2 separate regions of the Homo sapiens genome follow, and region 1 is linked to region 2. A link is an interaction called in ENCODE POLR2A ChIA-PET data of the cell type or tissue named here. Cell type or tissue: IMR-90. All regions are shown on one strand. Links, peaks and the distances in the headings refer to the core of each region. The heading gives the core; the rest is flanking DNA.

What was found. ChIA-PET counts read pairs that join two places held together with the same protein. Peaks named below come from ENCODE experiments on the same cell type or tissue, not always from the same donor. Only the 100,000 strongest peaks of a DNase experiment are listed, where the experiment ranks them.
Region 1: POLR2A ChIA-PET joins it to region 2 with 15 read pairs; 10 of 35 experiments call an interaction of 5 or more read pairs at or near these places.

The regions. Positions count from the first base shown.
Region 1 is chr10:119,369,859-119,372,772 of GRCh38, forward strand. All of the region lies in intron 2 of GRK5 (G protein-coupled receptor kinase 5), which reads left to right. Among named protein-coding and RNA genes, the nearest start is that of MIR4681, 6.7 kb to the right of the region's middle. In IMR-90, for the core only: a CTCF peak has its summit at 2,356; DNase peaks (open chromatin) are centred at 753 and 1,573; H3K27ac peaks cover 2,307 bases.
Region 2 is chr10:119,209,975-119,212,888 of GRCh38, forward strand. All of the region lies in intron 1 of GRK5 (G protein-coupled receptor kinase 5), which reads left to right. It overlaps GRK5-IT1 (GRK5 intronic transcript 1), which reads left to right. Exons shown (of 2, transcript NR_186528.1): 2 at 1,507-2,730. It also overlaps the pseudogene RN7SL749P. Among named protein-coding and RNA genes, the nearest start is that of GRK5-IT1, 3.0 kb to the left of the region's middle. In IMR-90, for the core only: no CTCF peak of the experiment used is centred there; a DNase peak (open chromatin) is centred at 1,347; H3K4me3 peaks cover 206 bases; H3K27ac peaks cover 1,813 bases.

The DNA of each region.
Region 1 (2,914 bases), core at 164-2,663, 160 kb after region 2:
TCTACCTGCCAAGTGGTCCTGCCGTTCCCTCAGTCCACCCCCACCCCTGACCCTCCGTTTACCCAGCCAGTTCTTTGCCCATTCCCACTGCAAGGAGATATCTAAATTGTTTGCCTTTTTTGTCCTTGGTGATAGAGGTCACTGCCGGACTCTGGCAGCTCCATTACTGCTCATGGTGATGGTATAGTCCATGTCCTGTCCATCTCAGCCCCCAGCCCTTCCCCAGACTCCTGGATACCTCCCTGACTGCATCTGATGGGTTCAAGCCAGAGACCTGGACCCTCATCAGAGAGGCAGGGGCCCGCACAAGCACCCTTCCACCCACCCTTTTCTTCCTTCCACAGACCCACAGCCTAGAGCCTTCTTTCCTCCCCACTGTCCCCGCCACACTTCCCCTGCCTGGCAGCCCAGGCCCAGACACCCTGCGATTCAGTGGTTTCACATGTGGCTTCTCCAAGTGCCACCAAACTTTGTGAGACTTGGGCTTAATAATTTCGATCCCACAGAAACATGTGACAAGCACAAGACATTCCGTAAAACTAGAGCCCAGAACGAGAGGGACGAATGGCACAGGAAGATGGCAGGGCTTGGTTTGGGTGTGTTTGTGTGACACACCATATGTCATTTTTTATTCACACAAAAACATCTTTCTTGAAGTAATAGAAGGCCACTCAGCTGTTGCTAACCACATACCAAATGTTTCCTTTTTCCTCTCCTGCGCCTTCCAAGGGGCGGGCTGGGAAGCTCTGCTGTTATCCGTGATGCCATCTCGCCTTTCAAACGTCAGAGAGCTTTTTCCTCGGAGCAAACGCCCGATTGTTTTTTCCAGCTTTGGCAGGAATTTTTAAGAGAAAGCTGTTTTCGAATCACTTCTCTGTTTATTGTTTCAAACCTGAAATACGGCAGAGTAGAGGGCTGGCAGCCTCTGTCTGATCCTCTCTCCCCATGTCCATTTCCTAAATTGCATTAGGATCTATCAGGGACCCCCTTCTCTGCCACAGCCCCCCGTAACCTGGTATTTTGGGAAAATGAAGTTAAATAAAATAAAATAAACCTTCAGTTGGTGGAGAGATGGTTCCAGGCATCCCTTTGGACACCCCCCTCCTTCCACCCCCCCGCCCCACTCCAGCCTCACAACCTTTACAATCAACATGTGGTTTCATTTCCAAGAGCCCCAGTGTTAGCATTTCCATTTCCTCAGGAAGCCGCGTTCCGTCCTTGCTCTTACTTCTGAAATTGAACGTGTGTTTTCCTTGGCCCGAGCTCTAGGAGTGCCTGGGGCAACAATGCACACAGTCCCAAGCAGGTTTCAGTGGGGTGGACAGCCCTCCCCGCACCCGGGCTGCAGCTTCTCCCCGCTCCCCGTCCCCAGGGATGGCCGCCCACTCTCCCCTAGCCCGGTGGGAGGGCCTGGCTGTGCTCGGGCCCCGTGGCCATCCGAGGGAAGCTGGGCCGCCCTCACTGCCTGTGTCCTCGCCACCTCCTATTGGGAAACTCTGGTTGCCCTCCAAGAGTCCACATACTGCAGGCTCTTAATTAAGAAAGTATGTTCCCATTTCATGTCACTCGAAAAGAATGAAAACAGTGACAGCATTTATTTATCTTAACTATCAATATCATTCCTGTTTCTCAGTCCGCTGGGGGTATGAGTCTTGAAGGAATTGACTGGGTTATGAGATTTGAACCTCGGGCATGTGCTGGTGGGACACATGTGGCCTGCTTCCGAGAAGGAGCCTTGAAGGAAGAGCAAGCAGGCTGGCATGGCCCTGCCCTGCCCTGCCCTCCCGGAGCTCAGGGCCGAAGGGCTCGGTGACAGTGGGGAACTCCTGCCTGCTTTGGTGCTAATGGAGAGTCAAGGTTCCTTTTTCACCAGCTACCTCCTATCTCCTTTCTCAGTCATCGGAGAAGTAAAACCCATCATTTCCTGAGTCTGATAGAGGAGATAGGATCTGTCCAGTGGCTGCTGTTTCTGTGGCACCTACTGTGTGCTGAGGCTGGGCCAGGTGCTCACATGCGTTGTTGCCAATCCCCGGCAGCAACCAGCTAACTCTGATGGCCTCAGGTAAAGGGACTTGCCCAAGACCACACAGCCATCCAGAGTTGCTCCACTGTGGAGACACTATTGCCATTTGGAGCAGAATAATTATGTGTGGCAGGGAGCTGTCCTGTGCATTGTGGGGTATTTAGCACATCCCTGGCCTCCACCCACTAATCAGTAGTAACCTCACAGTTGTGATAACACAAAATGTCTACAGACATTGCCAAAATTTCCCGCTGCTGAAAACCTCTGAGCTAGGGGATGGAGGTAGGATTCAGACCCAAGCCTGTGCTTGTTCGCCACCCTGTGCTAGCTCTGAAGAAGTCCTCACCCAAGCAAGGCAACCCTGCTTGCCTTTAGGATCCAGGCAGCGTGGTAGTGCTTTGGTGTTTCTGAACTATGTACTAATCAGCTATAGATATAGGCATTCTAGAATATTCATGAGGATCCAACTTCGTGGTGGAGGCTGAGGACAGAAGTTCTTTAATAGTACTGCCCCATCTTGCTGTGGTGTCCTGACAGTGTAGCACTTTACTGCAAAGCCTTTGCATATAGGTTTTCATTTTGAGTCTTCCAGATACTCATTATATCTGAAGGCTTATTACTCAGCACCAATAAATTGCAAGGGACTGAAACCCAACTCAAACTAACTTAAGGGTTAGAGGAAGTCTGTTGGTTTATGTGACTGAAAAGTCCAGGGGTAAATCTCATAGCTTCAGGTATGGCTGGATCCAGGTCTCAAACATCATCAGGACACTATTTATTATTCTACTTTCTACAGTTTTGATTTCATTCTCTGACAGGTTCTTTCTATATGGCCACAAGATAGCCACCAGCAACTCCAGGCTTACATGGTCCTAAGAGTTAAAGGCTTCA
Region 2 (2,914 bases), core at 141-2,640:
CCAACGTGAATTTACTGTCTGATATTGTTGTTCGTTAGGCCAACAAATTGGGTTTTTTTCCCAGAGCCTTGGAGAAGAGAGCTGCAGGCTGGAAGCTTGTGTGGAGTGACCGACTCCCATTGGGGCAGAATTACAGTGATTGAAAGTGCTCAAGAATGTGCCTTTCACTTTTTTTTTTCCTTTTAAAGGCTTTTTCAATTTTGCTGTGAGAGTTTGGTCGTCATCTCATGGTGAGAAAATAGCTCTTGATGATGCCTTGGAAATGGAGAGGGCCTGCGGAAGCAGGGAGAGACTGACACGTGAACAAGAAAAATTAATCATTTAATGGAAACCTCATTTACAATTTGCATCTCTCCCCTTCTTTCTCTCTTATGCCTAGAGGAAAGCCATGATTTTAAGTGCTTCCAGTTTCTTTTGGCTGGGCCTTTATTAGAGACTTGAGCCCATATATCCTAATTAGTGTGGACACTTTTAGAAATTAAAGCAATTTATGTTTCTCTTCTCAGTTCTCATATATTTGAATTTATTTTACTAAACTTAGTAGTTCTCCAAATAACCATATTATCTAAATATTCAGAAATGAAATCTTCAGTCAGTTTAGTGAAATATCTAATATAAAACAGTATATTAAAAAAATCTGAGTTGTTTAAAAGGTTTAAAAACACTTCTTAAAGATTCTTGTCAGTGGTTACAGATGAGAAATATAATTGGCAAATGTGAAATTTAATTTAGTTCACTTAACAAAATACACCGTAAGCAATTTAAAATTTGGCTTTCAAGTAAAAGTCACATTTGTCCCAAACAATAGAGAAACAGACCTTGAAGAAAGACAGGCACACTTTGAAAATGCTGTAAAATAATTTGTAGTTGTCCATGTTGGTGGGTAACACTGGGACCTATCTTTTCTTTTTGTTTTGCATTAAAGACAGATGGCTCCTAAATTCACTGTATCTTCAAAGTCTTACCGTAATAAGACATAATATAAAGTGGAAAGCATTAATGTAGCAATAAAATAGAAAGCCTGTAAGTGGATTAGAGTAAAATGATGGATTGTTAGTAATTAGAAAATATAGCAAGCAAGCTTCATGAACACTTGTGATAATTATTTTAAAATAAGAAAAGGTAGAGGTATGGGTTCAAGATTTTGAACCACGGAAATGTATTTTGGGGCCTGTTTATTTGTCCTGGGTCTCATGAGAAAACATCAACTCGATCACTCTTAGGAACTTTAGATTGCTCTCCTAAAAAGTGCTTAAGGAAAAAAAGAAAGAAGTTGAGACTGAATTCATGGCAATTTATGGGAATGAGCTAAGTGATTAAGCATTTCATGAAAAAGAGGCCCAGACTAACTCTATCTATTTATTTACATTTCAGAATCTCAGAAAATTGGCAGGCGACCTAATGTTGAAATAATAATGAGAAGGAGAGTTTGCTGAGTGCCTTTTGTGTGTTTCTTTTTGGTTTTATTGTTGCAGTAAAGGTTTTTGTGTTTTTCTCATCTTCTAGATCTGTTGCCTTTCTTCTGAGTGAACAGTGGTGAGAAAAAATTTTGCAAGGCCCCGCTTTTCCTTTCTTCACAGGCCAGCAGTAGCCATATCTGATCAAAAAAGATACCTGAAGGAATATTGATCACATTTTCCTGAGGCCCTAGCAAGCACAGGAATTGAGAAGTTAGGACTGGAACAACTTTGTCATTTGTCACAATTGCCAAACATTAGAATACACAGGAACCGTTTTTTCAGGTAACTCTGTGACTTGGCTGGATCTTCCTGATCATCAAGATTAGCACCTCGGGGCCTGGAAGAGGTTAGGGAGGGCAGGAAGAAGGAGTGAGCCAGCATCCAGCTCTGCGTGGGGCAGGCTATGGCGTGGACAGACTTAACATTCCACAGCACGGCTGAAAGCCCTGGACCTCTTTCCCTTGCACCCCTAATTCATGGTGATAAAACCAAAACATGGTGAATTAGGTTATTAGAACGTTGGAACATCTCTGAAGCTCAAAGCCCTCTTATGGCTATGTGAAGGCATACGTGGAGGCATACGTACTCCACCCTGAAGCTTCTCCTTCAATTTTAATGTTAATCTTACCAAGCGACAGCTTTCATCCTGGTTAAGGCAGCTCGGTGTGTGTAAAAGCAGCCTGGCCTGTTAAACACAATGCCGTTAAATCAAACTGCCTTTCTTTTTTTTTTTTTAAAGTTTCCTTTTCAGTACTGACAACTTGGAGGTAGAGAAACCAAAAGCAATGTTTTCAGAAGGCCTTTTGCTTTCTTAAAGATTTCAAACGATGATTGTAGTTAATCTGGCTGCCTGTTTGAAAAACCATCAGATAAATGCCCACAAGGCTCTCATCTTTCAGTAGCTTAGCTGCTGCTTGTCAGATTCTAAACTCCAAAGTGCTTGACTCTTCCAGTGCCCAAACTAATCCTTGTTTAAATTATGTCTTCAGAAGCTATAACTCTTATAGTGGCTTGCTAAATGATACCCTTTGGATCTGGGCTGAAGACTTCCAGAATGCCCAAGTGAATTTCAGGAGCGGGCTCAATGTTTAACCAAATTCACCTTTACCAAGGGCTATTCAATCCATATCTGGGATGTTTTAAATAAAACTATCCAGGACTGTGGGCAATATTCAAAGTTAATATTTGTTGCCAATATGTTTGGAGTGCAAGATAAAGCATTATAATGTCTAGACATTTTTGAAATAAAAAAGTCTTCTGGTTACCAAAAGGCATTATTGTCATAGGTCATGCAACTCAGAGGTGAAACTTGAGAAAACAGAAAGTGACTACCAACAGGTGACACATTGAGAAGATAATTAGGAATTTCCTCAATCATACAGCCCTCAGCACCCATTTCTCACATCAAAATAGAATGGTGGAGCCGAGTGCGGTGGCACAGCCTGTGGTCCCAG